2 separate regions of the Homo sapiens genome follow, and region 1 is linked to region 2. A link is a loop called in an ENCODE intact Hi-C map of the cell type or tissue named here. Cell type or tissue: PC-3. All regions are shown on one strand. Links, peaks and the distances in the headings refer to the core of each region. The heading gives the core; the rest is flanking DNA. Region 1 has its middle 640 kb from the start of LINC02261. Region 2 overlaps LOC105374557 (a long non-coding RNA gene).

Region 1 (16,352 bases), core at 3,601-11,600, 490 kb before region 2:
AACATATTTGAGCAGACCAAAAAAAAAAAAAAAAAAAAGAACCAGGAGAGTTAATGATAGAGCAATTGAAATTACCCCACCTGAGGAGAAGAAAACAAATAAAGATTTTTTTAAAATGGACAAAGACTAAGTGACATATGGGACACTACCTAGTGTGGCAACATAGAAATTATGGGAATCTAAGGAAGAGAAGAAAAAGGTAAGAGAAAATATTTGGTAAATTTCTAAGTTTGATGTAAGATATTAACATACACGTCTAAAAAGCCCAATGGACTTCAAGTAGGATAAGCTTTAAAAGATCCAGATGGACATATTATAATCAACCTGTCAAAAGCCAAAGACAAAGCAGCAAGTCAGAAGTGATCCATCCTGTGTAGGAAATCCTCAATAAGATAATAGCTAATTTCTCATCAGAAACATTGTGGCTAGGAAGCATTGGATTGATTTATTTTGTCAACCAAAAATTATATACCTGGGAAAACAATCTTTGAAAAATAAAGAATACATTAAGACATTTAAAGATAAACAAAAGCTTTGGTAGTTCATTACCAATACTTCTTTCCTACAAGAAATGATAGAAGGAGACTTTCTCTGTGAAATGAAAACATGGTAGATAACAACTTTATGCCATAAGAAGAAATAAGAAACACTGGTAACAATAACTAAATAGCTAAGCCAGTATTTGTGTACATTGAGTTTCTAATACTTCTTCTTTTTCTACATAACTTAAAAGAAAAATGCATAAATTTGTCTTAATTGGCACCCAATGTAAAAAGATGTAATATGTGACAATAATAATTTAAAAAGTAAGGACAGAGATGTGTAGTAGTGTTTATATACCATTGAATCTACGTTATTATTATTTAAAGTAGGTTGTTATACAAGTAAGATATTAATTTCAGCCCTAAGGTAACTATTAAGAAAATATCTAAAATATATAGAGAAAAGGAAAGGAGAATCAAAATGGTATGCTGCAGAAATTTGGCTAAGTATTAAAAAAAAGCAGTAATGCAGAAATCGTGGAATTAAAAAACAAAAACCGACAAACATATAAGCTATATAGGAAACAAACAGCTAAATGGCAGAAGTAAGTCCGTCCTTATCAGTACTTATTTTAGATGTTCATGGCTTAAATTATCCAATCAAAACTTACAGATTGGAAGACTGGACAGAAAAAAAAAACAAGGTAATTCATTTGTACACTGTGTACATGAGACTCACTTTATATATAAAGATATAATGAAGATAAAAGTAAAAATGTAGAAAAAGACATTCCATGTAAATTGTAATCAAAAGAGAGCTGCGGTACGAATACTAACATCAGACAAAATGATATTTAAGTAAAGAGTTTATAAGACAAACAAAAACTTACGTATTAAAAACATTGCCAATACAGCAAGCAGATATAACAATTATAAATATATATGTTGTACATGCCAAATGAGCAACAAATATATGCAGTAAAAATTGATAGAATTGAACGGGGAGATAGATGGTACAACCATAATATTTGGAGACATCAATACCCCATTTTCACCAATAGGCAGAGCAACCAGACGTAAAGCAAGAAAGAAACAGAGGACATGAACAAAAGTTTAAGCCACTTTGACTTACTAACACATGTAGAACACTGAACTCAGCAAAAAGAGAATGCATATTCTTCTCAGTGTTTATTAAACTTTCTCTAGGATCATATGTTGGACCAAAAAAAAGATCTTAACAAATATAAAAAGATTGAAATCCTACAAAGTATCTTTTCTGGCTACATGGAATAACACTAGAAATCAGTAACAGAAGGAAAACAGGAAAATTTACAAGTATGTGGACATTAACAACACGTCTTAAGCAACCAGTAAGTCGAAGAAGAAAACACAAGAGAAAACAAAACATACCAAAATTAAGAGAATATTCATCACAATTATGCATTGGCTAAGTTATTTTAAAAAGTGGTAATGCAGGAATTGTGGAGTTAATTTGTCATATTGTGTTTTCTTTTTATTCATCACAATGCACATTATAACAAATAAAGAGAAAACACAGCATACCAAAATATTTTTATTCATCACAATGCACTCATCACATTATGTATTGTGATGAGTAAAGAGAAAACACAACATACCAAAAGTAATGAAATGCAGTAAACCTCGTGCACATTGAAAACATTATAGCTGTTGGCTAGGCATGGTGGCTCATGCCTGTAATTCCAGCACTTGGGAAACTGAGACCAGCAGATCACTTGAGGCCAGGAGTTGTAGAACAACCTGGCCAACATGGTGAAACCTGTCTCTACTAAAAATACAAATATTAGCCAGGCATAGTGGTGCCTGCCTGTGATCACAGCTACTTGGGAGGCTGAACCACAAGAACCGCTTAAACTTAGGAGGTGGAGGTGTAGTGAGCCAAGAACATGCCACTTACTTCCTTCCAGTCTGGGTGACAGAGACAGAGCGAGACCCTGTCTCAAAAAAAAAAAAAAAAAAAAGTAAAGAAAGAAAGTATTACTGTGAATACCTTCATTTAAAAAGAAGAAATAAATCAATATTTGGAGGCCAACATTTGGCCTCCTAGAACATATTAGAAAGTACAAAGATTAGCAGACAGATACCAATATTGGAAAGTATAAAGATTAGCAGACAAAGATACCAATACAAAAGTACAGACCAATATCCCCTCTGAGCATAGATACAGAAATTTTCAACAAAATGCTAAAAAGCTAAATCTGACATCATATTAAAAGTATTATATACACGGACCAATTGGACATCATCTCCAGAATGCAAGACCAATTCAAAAGAAGAAAATTAGTATATGTAACATACCACATCAATAGAATAAAAATACATCAGCATCTCAATTGATGCATGAAATGTATTTGATAAAATTTACATTCAGTTAGCTGTAAATGCATAGATTTATATGTGGGTTCTCTATTCTGTTCCATTGGTCCAATTTTCTGTTTTAATACCAGTATCAAGCTGATTTGGTTACTATAGATTTGTGGTATATTTTGAAATGAGGTAGTGTGATGCCTCCAGCTTTGTTCTTTATGCCCAGGACTGATCTGGCTATTGGGTGTCTTTTGTGGTTCCATACAAATCTTAGGATTTTCCCCCCTGTTTCTGTGAATAATTTTATTGGTATTTTTATACAAATCTATAAATTGCTTTGGGTAATATTGTCTTTTTAACATATTAGTTCTTCCAGTCCATGAAAATGAAATATTCTTCCATTTTTTGTGTCCTCTTCAATTCTTTTCATTAGCATTTCATAGTTTTTCTTATAGAGATCTCTCATTTCATTGGTTGAATTAGCTTCTAGGTATTTTATATTATTTGTAGCTATTGTAAGTAGAATTACTTTTTTGATGTCTTTTCCAGATTACTGAATTTATATTGCCATCTTCAAATGCTACTGATTTTTGTATGTTGATTTCGTATCCTACAACCTTCCTGAATTAGTTTATCTGTTTTGTTTTTTGATGGTGTCATTAGGTTTTCTAAGTATAACATCAGATTGTCTGTAAGCATGGCTAATTTGACTTATTTCCTTCCCATTTGCTGCCATTTCTTTCTTTCTTTTCTCTAATTACTCTGGCTGAGACTTCCAAAATTATGTTGAATAAAAGTGGTGAAAGTGGGCATTCTTGTCTTGTTCCAGATCTTAGAGGAAAGTCTTTCAATTTTTCCCCATTCAGTATGATGTTAGCTACGGGTTGGTTATGCAGGATCTTTGTTATTTTAAGGTATATTTATTCTATATCCAGTTTGTTAGGGTTTTTATCATCAAGGGATGTTGAACATTATTAATTTTTTGCCATCTATTTAAATTATTATGTGTTTTATGTTATTGGTTATGTTAATGTGATGTATCACATTTATTGATTTGTGTATGTCGAACCATCCTTGCATGTGTAGATGATTGGTCATGATGAATGATATTTTTAATGTGTGGTTGAATTCAGTTTACTAGTATTTTGCTGAGGATTTTTGCTTCTATATTTATCAGTGATATTGGCCTGTTGTTTTATCTTTTGTTGTATTCTTGTCAAGTTTTGACATCAGGGCAATACTGGCCTCATAGAATGAGCTTAGAAGTATTCAGATCTTTTCCAATTTTTTTGAATAATTTGGGTAGAAATAGTATTAATTCTTCTTAAATGTATGGTAGAATTTAGCACTGAAGTCATCAAGTCCAGAGCTTTTCTTTGATGGAAGACTTTTTATCACAGCTTTGATCTTGTTACTTGTTATTTGTTTATTAAAGTTTTCTATTTCTTCATGGTTCGATGTTGGTACGCTATATGTGTCCAGGAATTTCTTAGTTTCTTCTAGGTTTTTCAATTTGTTAGCATACAGTTGTACATAATAATCTCTAAAGACTTTTTTTTAAATCTGTTATTTCAGTTGTTATACATCCTTTTTTGTTTCTGATTTTATTTATTTGGTATGTTTTCTTATTTTATTTATTTATTTATTTGAGACAGGATCTTAATCTGTCACCCAGGCTGGAGTGCATTGTACAGTGGTATAATCTCTGCTCACTGCAACCTCTGCCTCTCAGGTTCAAATGATTCTTGTGCTTCAGTCTCCCAAGTAGCTGGGATTACAGGTGTGCACCATCACACCTGGCTAATTTTTGCATTTTTGGTAGAGATGGGGTTTTGCCATGTTGGCCAGGCTGGTCTCCAACTCCTGGCTTCAAGTGATCCACCCACCTCAGCCTCCCAAAGTGCTGGGATTACAGGTGTGAACCACTGTGCCCAGGCTTTTTGTTACTTTGGAAGCCTAGCTAAAGTTTTGTCAATTTGGTTTATGTTTTCAAAAAACCAACTTTTGTTTCATTGATCTTCTGTATTTTTTAGTTTCAAATTTATTTATTTATGTTCAGATTTTTCTTATTTCTTTGCTTCTACCAATTTCGGGTTGGGTTTGTTCTTGTTCTTTTTGTTCCTTGAGATACATCATTAAGTTGTTCATTTGTGGTCTTTTAACTTTTTTGATGTAGGTGTTTATTGCTATAAACTTCCTTCTTAGTACTATTTTTATTGTATTCCATAGATTTTCACATGTTGTATTTCCATTTTTATTTCAATACATTTTTAAATTTTCTTCTTAATTTCTCCATTAAACCGTTGTTGATTCAGGAGCATGCTGTTTAATTTTCATGTGTCTTTGCATTTTCTAAGGTTCCTCTGGTTATTGATGTCCAGTTTTATTCCATTGTGGTTAGAAATACTTGATATTCTTTCTATATATTTTTTAATTTCTTGAGACTTGTTTTGTGGCCTATGATATCATCTCGCTTGGAAAATGTTCCATGTGCTTATGAAAAGAATGTATATTCTTTAGCAGTTGGGTGAAATGTTTTATAAAAGTCAGTTAGGCCTGTGGTCCCAGCTACTCAGGAGGCTGAGGCAGGAGGATTGTTTCAGCTCAGGAATTTGGGCAGCAGTGAGCTGTGATCTTGCTACTGCACTCCAGCCTGGGTGACCAAGTGAGACTCTGTCTCTAAAGAAAAAAAAAAGTCAGTTAGACCTATTTGGTCCAGTGTGTATAGTGTGTAGCTGAACTCTGCTATCTCTTTGTCACTTTTTTTTTGAATATTCTGTTTGTGCTAATCGTGGGGTGTTGAATTCCCTTTATATAAATTGTATTGCAGTATATTCCTCCCTTTAAATCTATTGATGTTTGCTTCATATACTTGAGAGCACTCATGTTGGGTGCAAAGGTATTTATAATTGTTATATCCTCTTGCTAATCTGACGCTTTTATCATTATATAGTAACCTTCTTTCTCTGTTTTAACAATCTGTCTGTCTGTCTGTTTGTTTTACAGTCTTTTAACTTGGTCTGTTCTGTTTTGGTTTCCATTTGCATGAAATATCTTTTTCCACCATGCACAACCAGTCTGCCTGTCTTTATAGATGAAGTAGGTTTGTTGTAGGAAGCAAATAGTTCAGTCTTGTTTCTTAATCCATTCACACAGCTATGCCTTTTAATTGGAAAATTGAGTCCTATTAAATTTTTAAATTTTAATTTACATTTAGTTAGTACTGATAAGGAAGGCCTTAGTGCTGTCATTTTGTGCCTTGTTTTCTGGCTGTTTTGTAACTCCTGTCTTCGTTGTTTTTGTTTTGTTTTGTTTTTCTGTCTCACATTGCGGTTAAGGGATTTTCTCTGGTAGTATATTTTAATTGATTGCTTTTTATTTTTAGTGAACCTATTACATTGCATTGTGGTTACCATGGGGCTTTCAAAACACATTTTATACCAAGTTATTTAAAAGAAATGACAATTCATGTTAGATCACATAGAAAAGAATAGAAAACAAAAAGCAAATGGAAAAAAAAAAAACCTCTACACTATAAATTCTCCCCCTCCTCTCCAATATGTTGACTTCATGTTGTCTCCATTTACATATTTTATATTGCCTATCTCTTAACACGTTGCTGTACATATTATTGTTTTTGATAGAGTTTTCATTTGGGCTTTATATTAACTTTGTGAATAGATAGCACACCACAATTATATTATTAGAGTATTCTTGCTTTGTTTTTGTATTTAATTTTACCAGTGGGTTTTATATCTTGGAGGTTTTTTTTAATGTTAGTGTTTTATTCTTCAGATTGAAGAACTCTCTGTACCTTTTCTTGGAAGATGAGTCCGATGGTGGTAAATTTCCCAAACATTGTCTAAAAAACACTATATCTCTCCATATTTGAAGGATAGCTTTGCGGAATAGGAGTTTTATTCTTTCTTCCAGAACTTTGAAAATGTCATGCTACTCCCTCCTGTCCTGTATGGTTTCTGTTGACAAGTCTGTTGCCAGACAAATTGGAGGTCATTTATATGTTATTTACTTCTTTTATCTTACTTCTTATAGAATCCTTTCTTCTTCCTTAACCTTTGAGCATTTGATTATTATGCACTTGTAGTAGTCTTATTTGGCTCAAATCTGTTTTGTGTTTTCTGAACGTCCTTCAGTTGAATATTTATCTCTTTCTTAACTTTTGCAAAGTTTTCTGTTATTATTTATTTGAATAAGCTTTCTATACCTTACTTTTGCTCAACTCCTTCTTGAACACTAATAATTCTTAAATTTTGACTTTTTTTCTTTTTCTTTCTTTTTTTTTAACCTAGCCATTAACCACCTAATATAGATCTGGTCTTTTGAGGTAATTTTCTGTATCTTGTTTGCAATCTTTATGGCTTTTCATTTCTTTTTCTCTTCTGTTTTCAAATAACCTATCTTTGAGCTTACTCATTCTTTCTTCTTCTTGATGCACTCTAGTGTTGAGAGCCTTTGATTTTTTTTCAGTTCAGCGAATATATTTCTCAGTTCCAAAATTTCTCTTTGATTTTTTTAGTATATCAGTCTCTGTGTTAAATGTCTCATAAGTTTTTGAATTGCATTACTGTGTTATTTTGGAGGTCATTGATTTTCTTTAAAACTGCTGTATGAATTCTTGGTAAGAGAGTTCACATATCATTATCTCGTTAGGGTCAGTAACTAGTTCCTTGCTTTGTTCATTTGGGGAGGTGACAATTCACCATTTCTGTAGTTTTTTTGTGGATTTTCACCCACATTTGGCATTAAAGGGTTATTTCTTTCTTTCAGTCTTCTCTGTCTGGCTTTTTTGTTTGTTTTTTTAATTAGATACAATTGCTTACTCTTTGTAATTTACCTGTTGATCTTGTTTTTTCCCCACCAGCTCACTGCCTCTGTTTCAGCACTAGATGGTGCCTTAAGCCCAGGTTTGCTTTGGTTCTAGTAATCACATTGCCAAATGTGGGAGGTGCCAAAAGAATGCCCTGGAGTGCCAGAAAGCTTCCCAGGAGTTTGTGCCCAGGGAACCTGTGGAACAAACTTTCAACAGTGTGGTGCTACTGAACAGCTGTTCTGATTTGGCATCTTTTTCATCCGAATTATGGAGCAGAGTTTTTATAGCTGTGGATGGTCATCCCACCTCCCAATTTGGTCTCTGGCAGTCCTAAGGAATATTTATCCCTCCAGGCATTCTCAGTGCTTCCTATGGGTTGAGGCAGAAACAGTTCTCCTGCCAGAGAACACAATATATTGGGGAAATTGGTTGTCTGTCTCAATCTCCCTTTTTCCCGTGTAGAAACCGTGAGTTCGGGAAATTTTCCACAGGCTTTGTGCTGGGCACATTGCAGGGAAGTGCATTGTGAATGTAGAAGTCTGAATGTCTTACCATCTGCTGGAGGGTTTTTTTTTTTTTCTACTTCTCTGTGGCCACAGAAACTGACTCATTTTCATACTTGAGGTATAAAACGTTGCTAATAATAATCTCAGTGCTGTATATTTGTTTTGGGTTTCTGCGGGCCTGGGGAATGAAGCCTGCTTTCTTCTATGCCACCATTTTGGACCTTATTGAATTTCATGTGGCTCTGGGTAGCCATAACTGTTTTGAAAGAAAACAAAGTTAAGGACTTATGATTGTCAATTTCAAAACTTACTACAAAGCCACAGTAGTCAAACCAGTGTGGAACTGACATAAGCATAGATATATAGACAAGTGGAATAGACTTCATAATACAGAAAGAAATTTAAAATTGATTTTTGAAAAGAATGCAAAGACCATGGGGAATGACCAATTCACTCAAGAAGCAGAGCTGTGAAACTGGATAAACATATTCAAAAGAATGAGGTTGGACCCCTACCTCATGCCATATAAAAATTTTAACTCAAAATAGATTAATATTTAAATTAATAAGCTAAAACTGTAAGACACTGTAAGAAAATATAGAGGTAAATCTTCCTGACCTCAGGTTTGGCATGGATTCTTAGATTTGACACTGTAATCATGCACACAAAAAGTTAAAAATAAAAAGATAAACCTGACTTTTTAAAAGTTAAAACATTCATGCATCAAAAGATATTGTCAAGAAAGTGAAAATTCAACTTATGGCTTGGGGGAAATTTTGCAAATCATATGTGTGATAAGTATTGAATATCCAGAATCCATAAAATCTCTTATAACTCTAGCAAAAAACCTCAAACAACCCAATTCAAAAACAAGCAAATGATTCGAATAGATATTTCACCAAATAGGATATAAGCATCCAAGAAGTTCATGGGAAGATGTTCAACATCATTCACAATTAAGGAAATGCATATTATAACCACAATGAGATACCACTTTATACACACTTGGGTGGCTATAACCAAAACAATGGAAAATAAACGTTGGTAAGGATGTGGAGGTTGGAAGTCTTATACATTGCTGATGGGAATGTAAAGGGTGCAACCATTGTGGAGAACAGTTATATGGTTCCTCAAAGAGTTAAACATAGACTTATCATAGGACTCAGGAATTCTACTCCTAGGTATACGTGCAGGAGAAATAAAATATGTGTACATGCAGAAACTTGTCCATGATTGTTTATTGTCTCATATTCATAATAGCCTAAAGTGGCAACAACCTAGATCTATATTATTAGACAAATGGATAAACAAATTGTGGTACATATATACAATGAAATAATTATTCAGCCATAAAAAGCAGCAAATTTTGATAATGATACAACTTGGGCCAGCCCTAAAAACAATATTCTAAGGGAAAAAAACCACACAAAGGTTGCACATTGTACGATTCCTTTTACATAAAATATTCAAAATAAGCAGATTTATAGAGACAGAAAAACAGATCGGCAGTTTCCAGAGAATAGGTAAAGAGAAGATTTAGGATTGGCTAGTTTGTAGGCAGAGGGCTCTACTCTAATGATGAAAAGTTATGAAACTATTGTTGCACAACCTTGTGAACGCATTAAGTGCTGCTGAATTATATACTTTAATACTTTAATCTGATTTTTTATAAGTTATGTAAATTTCACTTTGATTATTTAAAAGAACCTTTTAAATGTAGTTCAGAATTGTCTTTCCTTAACTGCCCTTAAAATATCAAAGGAAATGAGTCCAAAATTCAGTCTCTCTAGTAACTTTTCTCCCAGGAACCTTCTCTTTTGTCCTCAAAATTCTCAATGTCTCAAAGAGCGAAGGAAAGAATCATTTTATCTTTGAAAATCCTATAATATTCCTAGGTGACATAGAGACAACACATTCTACCACTTATTTTCACCTTACACTGCCTCAGCATACAAAAATTGTACGGTGGTGAAACTTGATAACCTACCTCTTGACTTTCCTTTATCCCAACCTTTTTCTGTCTTACTAAGATCTCTTACTACCCAGCTGAGCTTAGTGCTGATACTCCAGCATAACTATTAGGAAGAGAGCAATTTTTAGATGCGAAACATTGAGTAATAAGCCTTTTGCATCTGCACACACGTTTATCACGTTTATATATTTGTGAGTATGCAGTACTTTCCTACATTTTATGGTGTTATCAAATTAGGTTATATTATCACTTCAAATAACTCTATCCTAATGGTTTACAGGTATGTAAGCACTTCTATTAATTAAACTTTCTAAAACTTCAGGGAATTGGACTTACAAAACTTTCAATGTGCCTAAAAGTATGCCTTTAGAAACTAACATGTTTTAAGACTTTGACCACTTTATTTAGGAATTTTTGTTTGCAAACAAGACTAATTTAATATGCTTCGTTTAATAAATCAACTGTCTTCTGATTTACCCGTGTCAAATAAAAAAACAGATATGCATTTTACCCCACTTGGATAGTTCTTCTTCAGGTTATGCTGGTTTACTGTTTGACTAAGATAGCATTGCATCTACTAGATCATTAAGATCATAAAAATTGTAAATTTGTGCTCAACCAAATTAAAGCATTATTCTGACAACTCTATTTCAACAATCATATTTTGCAGTGGGTAAACTTGAGGATAGTTTTCAAGATCATTAGGTAACTTAAAACTCTGAACATATGCCAAATTATGTTATTTAATGGATATTCATTGCATAACTGGATCATTTCTAAGCAAGAAAAATACTGAAGTATTAAATACAGAGCATAATTTAAATTTATATACTTTTGGCCTCATTTTTAATATTTTTACAGAGATAGACTGTATATATATGTGTATATATATACACACACACACACATATACATATACACATATATATATATACACACACACACAATCATTTTTGTACCTTAGAATTTGCACTATAAAGAATGTGGATGGCTATAAAAAAAGTCCTAAGATGTATATTTATAGGTTTTGCTGGTCTAATTCAAAATGCTGGTATATGACAGTTTAAAATTAACTACTTCTTAGTTTTCTTTGTGAAATTGAACTTACTGTGGTTAAAAGCTCTAATTACTATATATGAATGAGAGGATCATAGGAGCCATAATACAGAGAGGAACAATTTTTTATGGAAGGTATAAAATATGTGTTAAGGGAAAAGAAAATATTACTGCCCTAAAGTAAATTGACTATCCTAGAATGACAAAGAAGAAAGTGTAGGATAAAATCTGAATGCATATAGACAATTTTAGAAAGTCTGGAAAAAAGAAATTTCATTTGCCCCCACCAAAGCTGGCTATGTTTTGATGGGTTTAGCTTTAATATCAAATATTATATTCATGCAAAACTAAATTTCGTTTTCTCTCCATTAAACTGACAAAATTATCTCGGGATTTTTGGTTTGCTTTTAGTAAAAGTTTGCAAAGATTTTTCTTTACCTTCTGAGTAATCTGCCTAGAAGGCAAAGATTCTATGTAATTGAAAAAATTTCAGATGGAGAGGATACTGTCTTCTCACGTTTAAAAGATCTAAGATTCTTTATAAGCATGTTACCTCTTATGTTTACTTAAAAAATATTTTACAGCTACTTAACTAGTCAAGTATTGTTTTTCTTAATAACTTATGATTTTATTAAATTGTTAGAATCTCCTGAATATTTTGTTATTTTGCCATCCCCAAATCAGATCATAAATGAGAATAGGGCCTCTGGAAAAACACAAATGATTTGTTATCTCACCTTGTAAAAAGAGACATGCTAAAATATTTCTGTTGATGAGCTGAATGGAGGTACTGTCAAATCAGAACAGCTTAGGCTTCTTGAGGTAAAATCTGGAGAGTATGGGGAAATGTTACTTATGTAAATATTTAAGAAATTGCATAAAGTTTCCAGGGATTTGCTATTGCCTTCACTGTCAATTAAATCTTTCAATTTACCAGAGTCCTGGTGCTGCTTTGCAGAAAATTAGATAATAGTAATACGGTGTTATACAATTTTAGCTATTTTTTTAAAAATGCAACCTTAATTGCAACTTTGCTTTTTTAATTTGCTTTTAGCATATTCTAGGCTGATGGTTTTCGTGATGTGAATTTGAGCATTCACATCACTTACCTATGGAGTTTTATTAAAATATAGATGTTTAGGACCTACTCCAAACTTAACAAATAGATTTACTTCATAGTCTTGATATGTTCTTGGTACATTCCAACTATATGCTAGCTATAGTCATAGTATATTGTATCTCAAACCAGATTTCCTTTTTCACTAGAAAGTAAATTTTATTCAACTCCCAAAATCTCATGAGCACAAATATGTTCTAACCACAGCCTGCATATTTTCAAGATGGGTATAAGCCTTTCCCTGAAAACAGGCTACTGCCAACACCAAAACTAAGATTCTCCACTTGAGTAATTTTTTTTCTCTTCCCGTGCAATAGAGGCATTCCACTGGTAAAGTTCTTCAGGATATTCAATGAGTATTTCCATTTTCACAAAAACCGTATTGTACCTTACTCGCATAAATTCTGTAGAAAAAAAGAATAAGCAAATGACACTCTTTAAATCAAACTAGCTAAATTCTCTAAAGAATTCAACTTGTCTCAGCCCAAAGTCTTGCTTTTATCTCTGATGAGCCTGTGATTCTGCCCCTCTTTTCTGCATTGATTATCTCTTAAGAAATAACTATTAGCAGCCCAGTGAAGATCACTTACTCCTCTTGGATCTAGGGAGGCTTTAATACAATTAGATATTTTTAAATACTGGCAAGGTTTTGTTAAACATCTTCATACTAAACACAAACATGTGAATTATTTCTTTTGTCATGCATCCCGCTACAGTTTTTGCATGATCTTCTGGTTGGAAACATAGTCTTCTGGAAAGACACGGAAGAAGAAACAATCTTGAATACAAGTGGGAGGGATCTAATTTGGTTCTCCTAACCAATATCTCTGGAAAACTATGAGGATTTCACTTTGGGTTTGTATCACGCTGCCATTTTCCTTCTTTGTCTACTCCTTGTCATATCCCTTCTTTTTTACTGACCTTTAACACATCCTTTACTTATTATCCAACATCCTGAGAAAACTTTTTCTCTTCTCTGTCCTCCTTCTCCTATACTTCCCACTATCCAGATAAAAGAGAGTCATTCTCCAGTGATGGCTACCACACTCAATCTCACAGATATGTCACCCCCGCACCGGCCCCAACCAAGCTCCCAGGTCTAACAACTGATTATAAACCATAGCCTTTTGCAGGTGCTAGCTGGATATTAACTCCTGATGAAATGCTTCTCTTGAAATCTTCAAATTCATGACTCCACTTCCCCAAGATTAGATATTGGAAAAAAATAGGAGCACCTTTGTTCCCGGTAACCATCATTTTATCCTCTACCATTTTCAATCAGTTTTATAATGTTTTACAAAGTATTACCACTTTTCAATCAGTTTTACTTCTCAGTTCTTCAATAGACTCTGGCCTCCTGAGGCTAACCTCAGTAACTATTAATAATACCTACCCCTGGCCGGGTGCAGTGGCTCACACCTGTAATCCCAGCACTTTGGGAGGCTGAGGCGGGTGGATCATGAGGTCAGGAGTTCGATACCAGCCTGGCCAATATGGTGAAACTCCATCTCTACTAAAAATACAAAAATTAGCCAGGTGTGGTGGCGCGCGCCTGTAGTCCCAGCTACTCGGGAGATTGAGGCAGAAGAATCGCTTGAACCCAGGGGGCGAAGTTTGCAGTGAGCCGAGATTGTGCCATTGCACTCCAACCTGGGTGATGGAGCAAGACTTCCTCTCAAAAAAAAAAAAAAAAAAAAATTATCAGGCCCAAAGAGTCAACAGTATAGGACTTCAGTCACACACCCTCAAAACTAATGCCCAGGGGCAATTGTTTAAAAGCATTTTATTCCTGACTAGCTGCCTCACCGATTATCTTCAGGTTCCTAATGTAGGCGCAATCAATATCTTATTTTTGTAAATTCTTATTTTGTAAATTCTTATTTTATTGTAAATTCTTATTTTATTGTAAATTCTTAAACAACTTAGAAACTGCCTCTTCTTTTTCTTTAAAAGCTGATTTGTAACTGTTGCTGATGGAGTATTTATTCAGGTCAACTGAATTTATGCTCCAAAGTTTGGCCCAAACTATTTACTTATACTAATTTTGCCTTACCTTCTTCCTTTTCAGTAGAGACTTCCCATAAATGAGTTGAACCACACTCCGGAATGCAGTTCTTATAATAATACTTTATAAATAAACTACTAACAGCAAACACCTCCATCAGATTGAATCAAATTACTCTTTTAGTACTCTGGGGCACTATTTATTGCCAAAAGAGAGGAAATTGATTTCTCAAAGGTTCTTTGGAAAAATAGAAAAATCTCACAAATGTATGACCTTCTGAGAGCAGCTTTTGCATCATTTAGGATTAATTTTAGTATTAATATTTAGTTGTCCTAAATTAGAGAACATCGAATGTTCAGCTTATCTCTAAAGCTTCATTATTGTAACTGAATACTGCTTTTCAGAAGCCAAATAAAATGCCACAAAAAGCTTGCCAGCTCAAGATAAAAACTATGAAAACATATTTTTTATTTTTATTAAGCAAATATTCATTTGATAAAGATAAAAAAATAATTTCCTTATTTTATTTTTATTCTTCCAGAACAATTGTGTGTTAAATTTATGTTTATAAATATGGCACAGAGACATTTTTAACAAATAATAGAATATACTTGAGAAACTACATTATACAGGGTAGAGAAATTTAGTTACAATCATATATAATGCTTAATCTAGCTTCTTTACATTTTATAATTTTGGAGAGCTTAGCTGCTTGTATTTTAGCAGATATTAGAACTTTTTTCTTAATTTCTATATATGTTATAAAACGTTAACCTGTTTAATCTTAATATACTGGTTTATAACAGCTTTTAGGCAGAATTGAATTACCTATAATATTTCAACTTCCTTTTCTCTTCTGTTTAAGGACAGTGGTAATTCAAGGAAGGTAGTTTTGTTGTAAAATATAACTGTCAGTGTTTGTCATTAGCACCTATTTGTAAACTGAGTACTGAGCACTTAAAGATACTTTTATGAAGTATCCTTGTAAATTCTTTACAAATAGTCAAGTTATAAGTATTTTGCTTACTGAGAACCTTGAAGCTTTGCAAGAATGTGCAACCTTCATTCAATAAGCCCCATGACCTTGTTTTCATTATTACCCGGTATTTCTCATTCTCTCTCTCTCTCTGCCCTCCTCCCACATACACTTTTAAATTTGTTTTTCCACTTCTCCCTCTCTCTCTATTTTGTAGTTTCCCACTAGGGCATTTTTAGATATATTAAGAAAAATGTTACCCCCTGCACCGAGATGGAGTCTTGCTCTGTCACCTAGGCTGGAGTGCAGTGGCAAAATCTCGGCTCACTGCAACCTTCACCTCCCTGGTTCAAGTGATTCTCCTGCCTCAGCCTCCCAAGTAGCTGGGATTACAGGCACATGCCACCAGGCCCGGCTAATTTTTTTATTCTTAGTAGAGACAGGGTTTCACCATGTTGACCAGGCTGGTCTCAAACTCTTGAACTCATGATACACCCACCTTGGCCTCCCAAAGTGTGCTGGGATGACAGGCGTGAGCCACCAGGCCCAGCCTGAAAAATGTTTTTTTCCAGGCAAAGAAAAGCATTCAAAATATTGTTGCAATTAATGGAATAATGTGACATTTAAAAATTTTAGAAAACAACACAAAATAACTTATTTTTACCATTCTCACCTTCCAGGGTTCTATCATGTGACCATCCCCTCCAAAATCTATTCACTAGAGGCAATACATTTGGGAATGTTACCAGCAGCAAATCCATATGGGTCTGCAGCAATCTCAATTCTTGCTGCCCCAGAGGAAATAATTTGACCAAGGAGGAGACATAAAGCAAGAGGAGAGACTAAGGCAAGTTTTAGAGCAGGAATGAAAGTTTATTAAAAAGCTTTAGAGCAGAACTGAAGGAAGGCGAGTACACTTGGAATAGGACTAAGCAGGCAACCTGAAAGACAAGTGCCGTGTTTGACCTTTAACTTAGGTTTTTTTGTTGGCATGCTTCCGGAGTCTTGCATTCCTTTTACCCTGATTCTTCCTTTGGGGTGGGCTCTCAGCATGCACAGTGG
Region 2 (16,352 bases), core at 3,598-11,597:
GTTGCCATCTACAGAGACAGTGTAAACCACTGGAGGAAGATGTTGGGTTGGGTGTGGGAAGGTAATATGAGGGGCTCAGATTCAAAATAAAATTGGTTGTGGGTCATCTACCTGAAAAAGAGCAGTAGGATTTGAAATTCTCCTGAAAAATTTGGGGCAGGCAGGCAAGTTTCTCATAGCAGGTATCTACAGTCTGCATGCTTTATAATTCTCCCTTTATCTCATTTGTCCCCAAGTGTCTCTTTTGCATTTCTTTTTTGAATAGACTAATTCTCACCTATTATATTTTTTATTGTGCCTTATCTTAAGTTTGAGCTCTGGGACAGGTTTCATGTAATATAATAGTATGATCACTTCAAGTGTTGTCACACAGCAAGGTTATAAATACTGATTAAGGCATGAACAAAATGCTTCAGAGGACGTGACAATGCAGGTTCTATAACAGTAGCCTGGAGCTCACCAATTTGGGGGTGAAATTATCTGACAGCTGGAATAATGCATTTTTGTACAAATTCAAAGATTTAAAAATCTCTTTTCCTCAATATCTTAAAAAAACACTAATAGCAAAATTAATTACTTCCCAAGTTTAGACATGTCTATCAATTAAATGGTACAAATTATTATTCAGATAAGAAATTATATAATTTAATTGAATTATATTGTCATGTAGTATTTTTAGAAAAGTTTACCAAAAAAAAAGGTTTTTACTTTTTCTTCCTACTGTATCAGACTGAAGTTATTCTATGCTCTTTTTTTTTGTCTTGTGTTTATTTTGTTGCATTGTTTTTCTTTTGTCAGGGCTACATGGATGCTCAGAGCAAATTGCAGTTTAAAAAGAAATCCTTAAATCTTTTGAGTGTTTCTTTACCCAGAGGAAATATATAATATTAGTATCTGATTTGTAAATTGATGCATCTTGCTTATTGGTCTTCATGATTTACATGATGTCTTGAGCTAAGGGGTTTGTACAGAACTTGCACACTTCCATTCTTAGCGTCTGCAGTCCTGTTTGCCGAAAGCTATATTCTCTGACCTCCTCATAGTATCTTCTGTCCAGTGATAGTGAATGTCATTGCACTTCCCAATTTACAACTTCAGAATGGGTATGGCTAGAAGTATGAGAGCAGTTAGCTTTGCATATCGAATGCATATACTTTAAAGAATACAATTTGTCCTCTGCAGACCATAGAATTAAAAAATACTGCCAAATTATGTTGTTGAATTATTGATTCACCCTCTTTTATTTTTCAGTTTCATGTTTCATGAGCATAAAGCTGATGGATATATTAGAACCTTTAATGACAGACCCTCATGATGAAACATGGGAAGAGCAGACGAGATTTCCTAGAGGTTCACTTTGTAGAAATATTTCTCACAAACAGCTCAGGGATGCACATTATATACCACAGTACAGTTTAAAAGCGTCTTGGAAACTACAGCATTATATGTTGACACTTCAGGCTAATACAGGGTTTTCTTCTGAGTGCCTGGCACTGCTAAGATGTTATAAAGAGTTGTTTGTAGCCCTTTATAGACAAGGACAAACTTGGGAAAATTTGCAAGGCAGTGAAGTTTCCTCAAGGTATGAACCTAACTTAACATTGAGATCAGAGAGGTGTAAAGCTCTTCATTTTATTCCTCTTCCTTTCTCATTTTAAGAGAAATATATGTGGATTCTGTTCTTGCAGGGCAGTACATTTTTAGGAAAATTATTTTTAGGCAAATTCTTTTTAGGAAATTATTTGGTAACACATTAGGACTATAAATCTACTTCCTCAGGCCTCTGCTGATGAATCTTTGTATAAAGAATGGTATCTGTTATAACCTGGGTATTATGAAGAATCACGAATACAGTGAGAGGACACATACACACACAGAGAGAGAGAGAGAAGAGTCTTAGTCCTTTCTGGCTGCTCTAACAGAATCCCATAGCCTGAGTGGCTTATAAACAAGAAACATCTATTTCTTCTATTTCTAGAAGTCTAAGGAAGTCTAAAATTAAGACACTGGTAGATTCAGTGTCTGGTAAAGACCTGCTACCTGTCAAATAGATGGACATATTTTAGTTGTATCTTCACATAGTTGAAGGGAGAGGAAGGCTCACTGAGGTCTCTTTTATAAGAGCACTAATTCCATTCATAAGGGCTCAACTGCTATGGCTTATCACCTCCTAAAGTCTGCACCTTCAAGTACCATCCCAATGGGAATTAGATTTCAACATAGGAATTTTGAGGGAACACATGCATTCAGTCTGTTGAAGAGTAACAAAGAGAGAATAAAACTCAATTCTCATCCTAAAGCTTGGAAGAATAGAACAGAATCCATTGTAGTCAACCGTAAGAACATTAAACGAAGGTAAGAAGTTGTTTGACAATATCTAACACAATCAAACCAAAGATTGATAAAATTTTGTAACAGCAGAAAAGATTGTGGGTTAATATAGAATTAGTTGTATGGGGCTTCTTCAGATTGTTAATGCTAATTGATATCTGACCATCACTACCAGGCATGGAGCATATGGCTTTGGAATATATAAAATTAAAAAGAAATGTCTGTCATTAGAAGAAGAGAAAAGGTTTATATAGAAACTCTAAAATTTATAATTTTACCACTAGATTTTGAGAACTAAAAATAAAATATAATGCCATCAACCAACTTAACAGACCCCCTTTAGCCAAGGGGACCCCAGAGGAACCTTAAAAACTGAATTCCTGGCCATGGTGGGATGGGAGGTCAGACACACCTTATGATGCTCACTCCCTTTCACTGTTTAAACACAACTAACCAGCAGTAATGTTAAAACAGAGATCATAAGATGGACAGAATGGACTCTGCAGAAATAAGATACCAAATGATAAAGAAGACCTAAGGCCATGCCAGGCAAAGCTTAAGTCATGTACTCCTGCACTTAAAGAATAAACTATGTTGGAACCAGGCACGTTGGCTCACGCCTGTAATCCCAGCACTTTGGGAGGCTGAGGTGGGTTGATCACCTGAGGCCAGGAGTTCGAGACCAGCCTAGCTAACATAGTGAAACCCTGTCTCTACTAAAAATACAAAAAATTAGCTGGGCGTGGTGATGGCCGCCTATAATCCCAGCTACTAGGGAGGCTGAGGCAGGAGAATTGCTTAAACCTGGGAGGCGGAGACTGCAGTAAGCTGAGATCACGCCATTGCACTCCAGCCTGGGCAACAAGAATGAAACTTCGTCTCAAAAAAATAAAAAAGAATAAACTATGTTCTAACTGCCACAAACTATGTTCTAACTGCCAAAAAGTTTTTCTTTTTTCTTTTTTTCTCTAGCAGCTAAATAAGCACTGGCCTTAAGATAATGAATGTTTAAAAAATTGTAGCTCATCTACCACCAGACGCTGATTCTCACCCTCCTGTTCCACAAGCCATAACTACAGCATTGACTGGACAAGATCCTGGTTTCAGTATATTTCTCCTGATAAGATGACTGACCATGAGTGGTTCTGGCCAATTTACAGAGGCTACGCACTTGCATGTCTTCCTTACTCTGCTTCACCTTTTGACGTATAGGGCCTAATTGTCATATATTTTAATGTTAAGTCTCCACCCCAAGGTAGATATGGGTCATATAATAACATATATGTTTATTCAGTATGCATGCAGTAGGACCCCATTCATGAATATTCATAACTCTTTCTATACCCTGTTGAGTATGTATACTTGGCCAACTCATTCAGCATAAATCTCTGTTCCACCCTCCCCGCCTTTAAAGTGGCTGCCTTTCAGTTTTCATCCAGAGGCTCTGCTTCCCAGCCTGTCAGAATGGTAACCCTGCAGGATGTAATCTTTTATAAGACATAAAGTCTCCTTCCTAAATGTATAGCTTTCATTCATTATTTTTTAGTTGACAATTGTCATATTCAATGCTTATGTGTAGCAAAATAAATATTTCTCTTTGTCTATACAGTTGTGCCTTAGTACCTCTGGTGAGTGGTTCCAGGACAACCTCTATTCTCCCAAAGACACCAAAATCCAGGGACGCTCACATCCCTTGTGTGAAATGGCATAGTATTTGCATATTGCCTAAGCACACCCTCCGAAATACTCTAAATCATCTCTAGATTACTTATAATACCAAACACAATGTAAATGCTATATAAATAGTTGTTTTATTTTATTCTTTAGGAAATAATAAGAAAAAATCTGTACACATTCAGTACAGATGCAACCCTTGTAGGTCTGGTCTAAATATATTTTTGGTGCTATGTTGGTTGAATCCAAGGATGTGGACCTTGCAAATACAGAGGACCAATTGTATATAAAATTTTTAACCATAGTTAGAACTGATGATTAGAATGTGATATGCATAATAGATGTGTTTAACATTACTATGTGATTTGGTGAAATTTGCACTAACAATGACTTTAAAAAATTTGAAACTATAACTTATTCCGCTTTTTTCTATATCTCAGTACATGTATGCTACAGTAAACCTCTTCTTTAGAATGGAAACAGTTCAGATCCAGCCATGTCATAGATCCATTCAGATCCTCTGCAATGGGTACAGCCCGCTCAAAATAAAAGAAAGCAAGGCTTTGAAACAAAATTATTTTATCTTTTAATCCACCAGTACCTTGCAAATGCAGTATTTGGCACACAGTACTCATACAATGTATGTCCAAAATGCAAGAATTCATGCATATTTAATGATTTTTATGATGTTTGTAATATTCATGTTTACTCTGTGATGAAACTAATCTGTAAATCAATGTTAACATCCCAAACTGCTTCCTGTAATTTACTTGAAACACTTCAGAAAATGACAATGATATTTATGTAAACCTTCAGTTCTTAACTTCAATTCATGACATATTTAATTTAGCTAGACAAATTAAATATTTTAGTTCCCAAATCAAAAATTAAGTATGGATATTGATTTAAACATTTATGACAAATTAAATAAACTATGCTAAAATTTTTTAAAATGCTTTACTACAAACCTATTATTATTAAAGAACAATTATTATATATATTTTATTTGATGGAATAAATATTCTGAAGTTGAAGATAACCTAGGCAGAAACAGTACCACTTTAAGTTCACTAATGCAGTATCTTTTTTAATGTTCTATTCACAATTCCAGCCTAGAGAACAAGATTGTCACAGATCTGGCCTCTGGTGGACTGTTAGCTATGTGAGGAGGATTTATTGCAATTACTCATGCTGTGATTTAGATTAAGCAACTTGAAGCTTCAATTCACAAGCACTTATGAACATTCTGATTCAGATTTACTTAAAAGAGTCTGTTAAACTTCAGACTCTTGTGTAAAATAATCAGAGCAGCCCATTTATTTTCAATGCTAAAGTAAAATTTAATATAACCTTTACCACATTGCAAAAATGCAAAATAGAATTATTCTGCTGTTGAAATTTAGTAAACACCTGATCTGACCTGATTTAGGTGAAGTTGCAGTTAGTAGAAATCATGATATATATTCAAACAGGTAGGGTTTAAAGGTTTATATTATTACCCATCTCATGGTAAATAATTTAGTCTCACTTATTGTAGCAAATAATTTTTCTGTGATTTGGGTCCCTTCATATAAAAAAAAAATCACACACTTCAGGGAGTTTATCAGGGTTTTTCCACTTTTAAATAGTGAAGTCAGATGTTACGACCTTTTGTCATTTTTCTCCTAACCTGTTTCAACAATCCAAGGTGTGTGAGAAGCCTGGGCTGCTAATGCCCATGGGCATACTAATCTTTTGCTTCTGAACTTGCTATTTTCTCTCTTGGCCTGTTAAATATGGCCTGTACACTCCACTGACATCACCTATGCTGTCATTGTGACCAGTAGTGTACTGAAGCTCTCCACAGAACAAAGCCTTTATAAAAGCAAAGAGAATAGTAGACTTTTGTCCTAAGGTGCACTTTGCAATGTCCATCCCAAAGAAGCATTAATTTATGTTGCCTGAATCTTATGAATATGGATACTACAGATCTTTTGGTATTTAGGCTTTCATATGAGTGGACTGGGACTGGATTGAATGAAGAGACAGTGGTAGATGCTATACTTTCTTCTTGCATATCATGTGTGCTTACATGCCTAAGGATGGGCTGTGACTTCTTTATTCAATAAAATATGAATGTGTAAGCCTAGCAAAGGCAAAGGCATAAGTAAGAATACTTCCTCTCCAGGGAGGCATGGTAAGAACAGAAATATCATACTCTTACAGGGGAGAAAAAATGATTATTTAAAAAATTTGCAATCCATGAAGCTTTATAAGCCAAGTTGAAGAGTTTTGACTTCCTTTTAGTGTGATAGAAAATCATCAAATTGTTGAGAGTGGAGAAAGGAAGAAACCGGTCAGGCAGGCAGTTAGTGAGGGTCCTTGGTTGAAATCTTTCAAACAAAAGAACAGCCTGCAGGGAACTTGAGCGAGGGGCGGGGTGGGGTGGAGGGTTGGGGGTCTTGCCAAAGACATGCCTACTGTCGCACAGATGAGAAAAGCTACACAAGAGACTTGCCCAGACATGCCTGCAATGGAAAATTCCATCCTCTGACACATGCACAGTAAGGGGAACAAAGTAACATGGAGTATTTCTTCTTTTGCTTATTACACTTTCATTCCAACCTCATCCTTAGTGCCCATGCTCCTTAACTTTCTTGGTCCTGAATCAAAGGATGCTGGGTACTACCTCAGGCAACCAGAGACTGCTACATTGCATTCCATTGGCAAGACTGTTGCATTGTTTTAAGTAAAGGAGTGATTTAATATATTTTATAATTACAAAGATCTAGTAGTGACTATATCAAGATTAGATTAGATTGTATAGAATTAAAAGGGAATGTAAGAGGTCTAGTTAGAAGGCTATAGCTCATTAGGAAGATAATAGAACAGGATTGCTGCAGTATGGTAATAATGGAGACAGAAAAGCGAAAAAAAGTGGGATATGGTTAGGAAGTGTGTCAACAAGAATTGCATGAAACTGTACGTGATGCATAAAGAAAAGAGAGAACTCAAGTACTTTCTGCTTTTGGAGCTCTTCTTTAAGATAAAAATTATCATTGGGACTTAAAAGTACACCTTTCCATTTCAGATTTTGCAAAATACAACTTACGTTTCTCTTATATATTTCCTTTTGGAGTTTATCTTTTTTAAAAATATAAACAAAAGTATTCTGCTTCTTTAAAAATGAGTCTCTGTATTTCTATTTCTATTATAGTTTACGTTTTCTCTTTTCCCTCTTCTTCCTCAAACTTTTTTAAAATTTTATTATTATTATACTTTAAGTTTTAGGGTACATGTGCACGATGTGCAGGTTAGTTACATACGTATACATGTACCATGCTGGTGTCCTGCACCCATTAACTCATCATTTAGCATTAGGTATATCTCCTAATGCTATCCCTCCCCCCTTCCCCCACCCCACAACAGTCCCCAGAGTGTGATGTTCCCCTTCCTGTGTCCATGTGTTCTGATTGTTCAATTCCCACCTATGAGTGAGAATATGCGGTGTTTGGTTTTTTGTTCTTGCCATAGTTTACTGAGAATGATGATTTCTTTTTTACCTTTCCTTACTTCAACTTCTAGATGCCTGGATATCCGCCTTTGTAATCCAATTTCCTTCACTTCCTCATTTGTATCCTCTTTTTCCACCTTCCACAGTTTGCCTTTTGTCATTTACATCTTGTTTTCACATTCTTACTAGATTGAAAAATATGTCCCTCAATTAAAAATTCTGCTAACAGAACAAGTTTCTTGGTTTAGTCCAATTTAAGAGTAGAAGGACAAGAAAGTCCACTTAATTATCTCTATTCTAGAGAAATGGAAGTTTGAAAGTTTTTTGCAAAATGTAAGTTCACTTCCTAATTTTGCAATGTGGCCCAGTCAATTTCTAGCATGTAAGGTACAGAGGAATAGGTTAACTGAAAGAAAAGATAGTAAGCTGAACAGCACAATATTCACACCTTCTTTTCACTATATTGCTTTTTCCTCTGTTACTCCACTACCACATGCACTAAACTGAAGTGTAAATGCCAAAATCAAAATAAGAATGATTGCTTATAACACCTATGCCACTCTTTTCCTCCAGTTATTTTAGTAAGACTATTTCTGTCTGTACTACAGACATGAATTTATTTCTCCATCTTTTTTCTGGAAATCACAGTAACATACTGTGATTTTAGGAAAGACAAAATGAATAACAGAGTCAATAGAGATAATATTGCTTTAAACACACACACACACATACTCATGTTACGTCACTGTGTAAAATCCATTTTTTAAACATGAAACATGGGAAAAATACATTTCTTTATTTAACAATATTTTATTGAGTTTCTACTATGTAAGAAGCACTGTACTGGGTGTTGGTGACTCAAAGATGAATAACACAGACATAGTCCTTTTTGTATGGATTCTTAGAGTGGAGTAGAGAGTTTTTAAGAAAGCATGTCACTTGCTAGACAAGGTGGCTCACACCTGTAATCCCAGAACTTTGGGAGGCTGAGGAGGGCTGATCATTTGAGGTCAGGAGTTTGAGACCAGCCTGGCCAGTGTGGTGAAACTCCATCCCTACTGAAAATACAAAAATTAGCTAAGCCTGATGGTGTGCACCTGTAATCCCAACTACTTAGGAGGCTGAGGCAGGAGAATCACTTGAACCCAGGAGGCAGAGGTTGCCGTGAGCTGAGATCATGCCACTGCACTCCAGCCTGGGCAACAGAGCGATACTCCGTCTCAAAAAAAAAAGAAAAGAAAGCATGTTACTATTTCCATTATATCCCTTGCAGTTTGAGAGGTGTAAGGACACATTCAGGCCATTGAATCTCTCTTTATGAATTTCTAAATATACTCAGAAGTCTAGAAGACTGAATGTGTAGATTTTCTCCCAGCACTGTCAAAAGGAAAAGATGTTAATTTAATATTTAAGAAGGTCCCAGATACTCATTATCTTTTGAAGTCTGGCTTGCTCAGCACTTTCCACGATGAAATACTTTTGCTTATATTTTGCCATCTGAACCAGATCAAGTTTTTCTGGCTAGGTAATGCCTTTATATGAACAATATTGAAAACGAATAACAATCTAAGTAATCACCAGTATAGTTTCTTTATTTCCCAATGAAAAATTGTCATAAATAATTGTGTTCTGTATTATCTTAAAAATGAGTTATTTCCTTCTCACATATAAACTAAGCTTTGGAAAATGACATGAGTAATATATTTCCGTTTGGAATTTTTTCTAACATTGAGGACAATGATTACACTGTTGTTTCCAACAGAGTAAAAATCAAAAGGGGGAAAAACACTTTCTAGTGTTCTAGTGTTTAATTGCTTTTTTAAATGGAGACTTTCTATTAACTTTAATTAAACATTTAATAGAGATTGTAGCCAGAAAATATATTTTCCCATTGAAATTAAATTACTTTTCCCCAAAGAAAACATAGTGGGTGTAAAACAGGGAGGGTTGGACTCTCAATAGAGTTCTATCTGCCTCCTTCCTTTTCAGAGTAATTACTGACCTGTTATTAACACTCCAGGGAAAATCCTTTTGGTGATTTACATTTCCGGATCACTCTGCTCTGTCTGCCACTTCACTAAAGACAGAATTTATCCATTGTTCAGCATGTGCAGGAACAGATGCTTCAGCTACTAATTCTTTGTCTCATTTGGAGCATCAAAAAATGAGAGGCTAGTTCTTGCACAGATCAAGCCTCAGCCTCAGAACCTTTTATATATCTTAGAGAGAGGTAATTTGAGAGCCTCTCAGTGCCCAGAAGGTTGAATGGAGGAGGCACAGATTTTAAATTCTAACCTAAGTTCTTTTTACATGTCTGTATTCTTTCCCACCTTAGCACCAACTCATATTCTCCAGCTTCTGTCAATTCATTAAATGCTGATTTAGAATTTTATGGCAACATTTGTCTCAGATGAGAGTTACAGCAAAGCTCATCATTAAACCTTATAATGTTTAGTGCTGCCTATAATTTATGATTCCATTTTAAGATCTAATCCACCACAATAATTTGTCTTAAGACTCTGAAGATACATCATGTAGTTAGCTTTTTCTTGCAACATCATTTATAAAGACAGGATCTGACTGTATGCTTGAGGAATATATTTTATTTAGAGCACAACAATGCATTGATAGATTTGTCATAAATTATCTCAAAAGAAGAAATATCAAAAGGATAGTACACACATAATGATCTACACCATACACAATGGCATCAGGATCATTTGGGAAGGATAACAGATACTCAGGGAAAAGAAAATGAAATTGTTTTCCGACTTGAATTGTATCATTAGATGCTATGCAAAAAGTTATTCATAATCTGGCTCTAATTTACCTTTTGTTTCTAAGCCCAAATTCTGAAACTGATTCTTTCTTATTAACATTATGCCACAGTTCTACTAAGAAACTTACTGTTTCAGCCCTAGACTACAATATTTTCATAACTATCCCCCATTTTTACCTACATCCTGACTACATCCTTTACATTGTTGTTTAAGTAAGTTATTTAAGGGGAAATATGATTGCAAATTCCCAGTGCTGGTTGAAGTATTTCCGTGTTTTCCCATTCCTTATAGAATAAGGCTTCAAGCACTTTAGCAAGACAAAAAAGAACCTTTCCTAATTGGTATTATTATTCTCCTGCAAATCAAAATTTGCCATGCTGTAGAAAGTACTTATTACTCCAGTAATATTCTTCTGTGTCTTACCTCATTATTTTATGTATCTCTTTTTTCCTATGAATATTTATTGTTCAGCTACTCTGCTGAAATTGCTGTGGTCTATATTGGGTAAGAAAAATTGGACCTAGTCTCTGATACTGTGATTCTTACAGTCTGATGGGGAGACAGATATTAATTGAATAATCATATAAATACAAATAAAATCACAACTGTGACAACAGGCATAAAAGAAGGGAACACAGTGCTATTTCTTTTTTTTTTTTTTTTTCCTGAGACGGAGCGTCACTCTGTCATCCAGGCTGGAGTATAGTGGCGTGATCTCAGCTCACTGCAACCTCTGCCCTCTGAGTTCCAGCGATTCTCCTGCCTCAGCCTCTTGAGTAGCTGGGATTACAGGTGCCTGCCACCTCGCCCTGCTAATATTTTGTATATTTAGTAGATACCAGGTTTCACCATCTTGGCCAGGCTGGTCTTGAACTCCTGACCTCGTGATCCACCCGCCTCGGCCTCCCAAAGTGCTGGGATTACAGTCGTGAGCCACTGCACCTGGCGGAACATAGTGGTATTTCTATAGGCCAATTACAAAAGAGTGAGATTAAGTCAGAGAAATCAGGAAAACTTTCTTGAGATAGAATTTTAGAGCAAAGATCTAAAGGATATAGATGCTATCTTTGCAATAAGAGAATGGAAGGCCATTAAAACAGAACCTTACCTACTTCCTTCCAGGCTTTCATTGATTTACCTTTCTTCCTCATCCACTTCTCCCTTTTCACATGATTCAAAATTTACGTCTCCCAGAAAACATTCCTCACTCTTTTCTTCTCAGACTAGTTAACCCCTCTTTCTGTTACCCCCCAAATGGCACATTATTTGCATTGTATTATTTCTCTTTTATGATACTTTCAACATTATTTTCTAATTACTTTTTAATAATTATGATGCTCCAGTTGAGTGAAAGTTTTTTAGGGCCATGTCCTTCAATTTTTATCTGGAGTAGGAAATGTCAAGAATTCAATATATGCTTGTTGAAGAAAGCAAAGAAGGAAAGGAAAGCAAATAAATGGAAATGGAAAGAGACAGCAGGAGAGATGGGCAAAGAAGGAGATGGGAAAGGAGGAGAGGGAAGGAAGAGAGACCTGAAGAGGGAAGAGATAAAGAAAGAAAATACAGAGCAAGTAAAGTGTCCAAATAGACACTTTCATTTTCTACTACAAATTCACCTATTCAGTAAGATCAAGGAAAAATTTCAGCTGGGCACAGTGGCTCATGCCTGTAATACCAACACTTTGGGAGGCCAAGGAGGGTAGATGGCTTGAGGGCAAGAGCTTGAGACTATCCTGGGCAACACAGTGAGACCCTGTCTCTATTAAAAAATAAAATAAAATGGTCAAAAAAAAATATAAGTTTCTTTACAAGGTCGCTTTGATTTTTGCCAGACAAATATGTGTTCTTTCTACTTAAAACTTCAAGTATTTACACTTATTACACTTTGCTTATACTTATTACAATTTGATTATACTTTGCTCTGTTCTGCTTTATGTCTTTTTTTTTTTTTTTTGCATCTACCTAACTAAATGATTTCAAAAATAGGTTCCAGGTATTGTTATTTAATTCAATATTTTTATATTTTATATGTTTATATTTATATGTTTATATTTTTATATTTTATATGTTTAATTCATGAGATAAAATAAAATGAAAGAATGTCTCTTTCACTTTCTTCCTTTACTAATACTTTCTTCCTATATTGGCCTGCTTTATGTTGAAGTCTCTTCAACCCTTTACTGATCTCTAAAACTTTTCTCTGTATGGACAGGAATGAAGTACGAAGTGGAACAACTCTCAATGCAAAGCTTAAGGGTTGCCGGACAAGTTTTAGGGACACATTTATTAGCCAGAGTTTTTAGAAATCAGCACTATTGATGTCACTCTGGGCTGGATCATATTTTGTTGAGATAGGGACTGTCTTAAGGCTTTGTAGGATGTTCAGCAGCATCCCTTGCTTCTGCCCACTAGATGCCAGTAGCAGCCATCCCCCACCACCAGCACTCTTGACAGCCAAAACTGTCTCCAGACTTATTTGCCAAAGGTTCCCCGAGGAGCAAAATCAACCTTGACTGAGAATCACTGCTTTTAACTAACAGAGTCCCATTTCCCCAGATACGTTAAAGAATAAAAAATAAAACAACTCCATGAATTTTCTAGGGGATTTAATGTATGTGGAATGTTTACTAGTCTGGCATAAAGAAGATACTGCTTATTCTTATAATTATTATAGATCTGTTTGTTTCCTATATCTTTCCTAGTGAGGTATGATAACATATTGTCCTTTTAGACCAAATCACCATATTGGCCCAATAATGCAAGTGAATTATTTTTAAAGATTTTAAAATTCATTATTGTTGTCAGCAAGGAGTGGAGGGGATAGAAAGTGTCAAATTGGTTCCCTCAGATTTTATTCTTGTACAAGGATGATTTGAATTATTAGCCTCAAATTATAACTTTATGTGTCTGTCTATTATTTGACACATGTCTACCCATTCACACTAATAGTGAGATTTTAAAGTTGATTTTTAAATGGGTCACGGTTGACTTGATATTTCAACATGTGGGAGAGATTAGAATTATTGGCAAGCTGTATTCCCTCTTCTAGATCAAATGTTGAATAAGGCAAAAAATCCATCCAAGTTCTAATTTTAACTTCGTTCTTAAACTATTTATGGTGCAGAAACTTGTACAAAATTGCTAAAAGTAGTAGTTGGTTCCTTCTGACCACATTTGTATATAAACCCCTCAAAGAACTACTGTTAAGTATCAACTTTTAAAATGAACATTTTGCTTGCAAGGTATCTCTATTAGGAGACTCTTTTCCAATGAAGCTAAGAATTATGTAACTTTCTAATCTAAATCAACGTACCCAATCTTGTTCTACAATGTTTATTTAAAACTTCATAATAATTACTTGAAACAATATGTATCATTTTAATCTTCCTAAAATGTATGTTTCTCAGTTTCTTTGGTTAAAATCTTATATGATTTATATATGATTTATTATAGCCTCTTATTATCTTCCCTCATAAAATTAATGCAAAATTTTCCATTGTTTTAAAACACCACAGTCAGTGTTAACGACATTTGCATTGCTCTTATTAAAATATAAAGGAAACAATTTTCAAAGGATATACCTCCAATTGGAGACAAAAATAAATTAAAGAGATAATAGAAAAATGTTCCTTCAATTACTAATTATGGAATTATTTTTAATACATTAAAATGAAAAAGGTTTTATTTTTATCCCAGAAATTTAACCTTTTAATTTACATGCTAGTATTTTGCTTTCATTTATCTATATATATATAAACATTTTCAGGTTTACATTTATTTCCCTAATTTGATTTTAGACTGTTCATCTATGTAGAATATTAATTAAGATTAAGGGAAATTTGAGAAGAGATATAAATCTTAAGCTGGAAAATATTTGTGATCATTCAGATGTCATTCACTAATTAGTCAATGAAACAACAATGTTTGAAAAAAATTTTTAAATGGGTTCAGATCTATGTGATGGTTATGATTTTAACATTATCTTTGTCTCCTGTTTATAGGTCAATTGTATTTGCCACCTATTATTAAATTAAATATTCTAGAATATTTGACAGACTTTAGAAGTCCTCTACTTTAACCTTCTCTTCTGTCTTTGGTAGCTTTTAAAAGAACATGATACTTTTACAGTATGTGAAGATGCCGAGTGTATATTTCTATTTGCCCAATGTACCTTGCATATACTCCTAATCCCCTATAATTTCTACCACAGGCTTTAGTGTTGTTTCTAGTTGGATGCACAATTCTTCAAATATTAAAAACAAACATCAGAATAGACATCACAAGCTTCTTCAATTGCTTTAAATACACGAATTTGAATAATTCAGCCTGATACTTTCTTATAGAAATATTTAAATTTGTTATTATCCATTCTGTTCCTTCAAAAGGACTGTACCAGAACTGAACACAAAGTTTCAGGCATGGTTAAACATTTGAGACATTGCTGCCCTTGTTGTAAAAATTATAATTATGTTTAAGTAGCCAGCCTGAAGTTTTATTAACTTGGGGAAAAATTCAATTCAGTTAATTCAATAATATTAATAAAGTTTCTACTGTATACTAGCCACTATACTAATTGTGAAAGTTAAAAGATGAATACATTAATCTTACTATCAGGTGTATACAATATAATTAATTAATTAATATAAATAAAAGGTAATAGGGAAGTGGAGAGGAGTGATCCTTACTGGTAACTGAAGCAAAAATAAAGATTTAACATCTGATCTGAATTCTGGCAGACTAAGGGACCATTTGTTACAGAAATAAAGCACATAAAAGAAAAGAATAGCAAAAGTAAATAAGTGATTCTTGTCAAACTATACATAGTAATCTGTACGTCATAGATTTTACACATAGAATGGTAACAAAAATAATGAAATAATATTTTAGAAAGATGTATGTACATTTGGTAATTTTTGGTTGAAAGTGTAAGCAAATGCAATCTAGACTGTAGACTGGCTTAAGCAAAACAGCCAACAAAACTAACAAAAAATGTTGAGAGCCTAAGAGTTTATTTAGCTTAAGTTACCATGTCATCCAGATGTCCTCCCAAGTGTACCAGGATCGGATCTCTCTACTGCTCTCAGTTCTGCTTTCCTTTATGTAACTAGAAGCTACTTGGTGATAAGATGACTCAAGTAGTGTAGCCTTACATTTTGCAGTGTCAAGCCCAGCATGAAGGAAGTTCTTTGTCCTTCAAGTTTGAACAAAACTCCTGGAATAGACTCTCGTTTCCCCACACTGGGTTATATGCATCTCTCTGCACCTTCACAATACTTATGGGATAGGTTATTTCTTGGGTTATATCCAATCACATATCCATACTTGTAGACAGGGAAGAAATGAGAGAATACCAACATACAAATTAAAGTTTGAGTGAGATTATCCCTCCATGCTCCCCGCAAACATCAAGTTTCTGATGGCAAGGGAAGGAAGAATAGATTCTATTTGGCCAAAGTTGTAGGAGGAGAGGAAACACATGTACCATGAGATAATGTTTTTTCCAGGGATATGCCAAGATCATCTCTGTTATATGAGCAACTGCACCACCAGGTACTCTTCAGACAGTTCCCACAGGCAAGAAGCCTCTCACTACATGCAATCCCTTGACCTTGGACTTTCCACCTTCCAGAACTGTGAGAAATAAATTTTGTTTCTTATCAATTACCCAGATTCAGATGTTCCATTATAAGCAACAAAAAACAAACTAATATATCAATGTTTATCAACTTTGGCTGTACATTAGAATTATATGGTGAGGTTTAAAAAATCATGAGTTCTGGTACTTGTTCTTAGAGACATTAATCTAAATTAATAAAACCTGTACATTCAGATGTCTGAAACCTGCTTATGTGATCAACATGTGCACCAAAATTTAAGGACAAGAGGTATAAAGAACAAAAGGAAGTCTAACATAGCAATCTCATTCTACTTTGCACTTGGGTTTGTGAGATTCCATATTAGTAGTAAAAAACACAGCCATGATAATGGCCCTGTTGAATCTTACACAATGGCTTTTATACATAGGTACCATAACTAGAATCTTTACTTTTTCCTTTACATGGTGCTATGATATG

The links. A loop is a pair of places that touch in the nucleus more often than their neighbours do. Peaks named below come from ENCODE experiments on the same cell type or tissue, not always from the same donor. Only the 100,000 strongest peaks of a DNase experiment are listed, where the experiment ranks them.
Region 1: a loop joins it to region 2, with 5 times the contacts of the local background. A loop is called at or near these places in 4 of 110 quality-filtered maps.

The regions. Positions count from the first base shown.
Region 1 is chr4:27,853,746-27,870,097 of GRCh38, forward strand. No RefSeq gene overlaps it. Among named protein-coding and RNA genes, the nearest start is that of LINC02261, 640 kb to the left of the region's middle. In PC-3, for the core only: a CTCF peak has its summit at 7,727 (motif pointing right); a DNase peak (open chromatin) is centred at 7,776; H3K27ac peaks cover 468 bases.
Region 2 is chr4:28,345,502-28,361,853 of GRCh38, forward strand. The region is part of intron 2 of LOC105374557 (a long non-coding RNA gene); the gene reads left to right. Among named protein-coding and RNA genes, the nearest start is that of MIR4275, 470 kb to the right of the region's middle. RefSeq lists an enhancer at 5,893-7,092. In PC-3, for the core only: no CTCF peak of the experiment used is centred there; no DNase peak of the experiment used is centred there.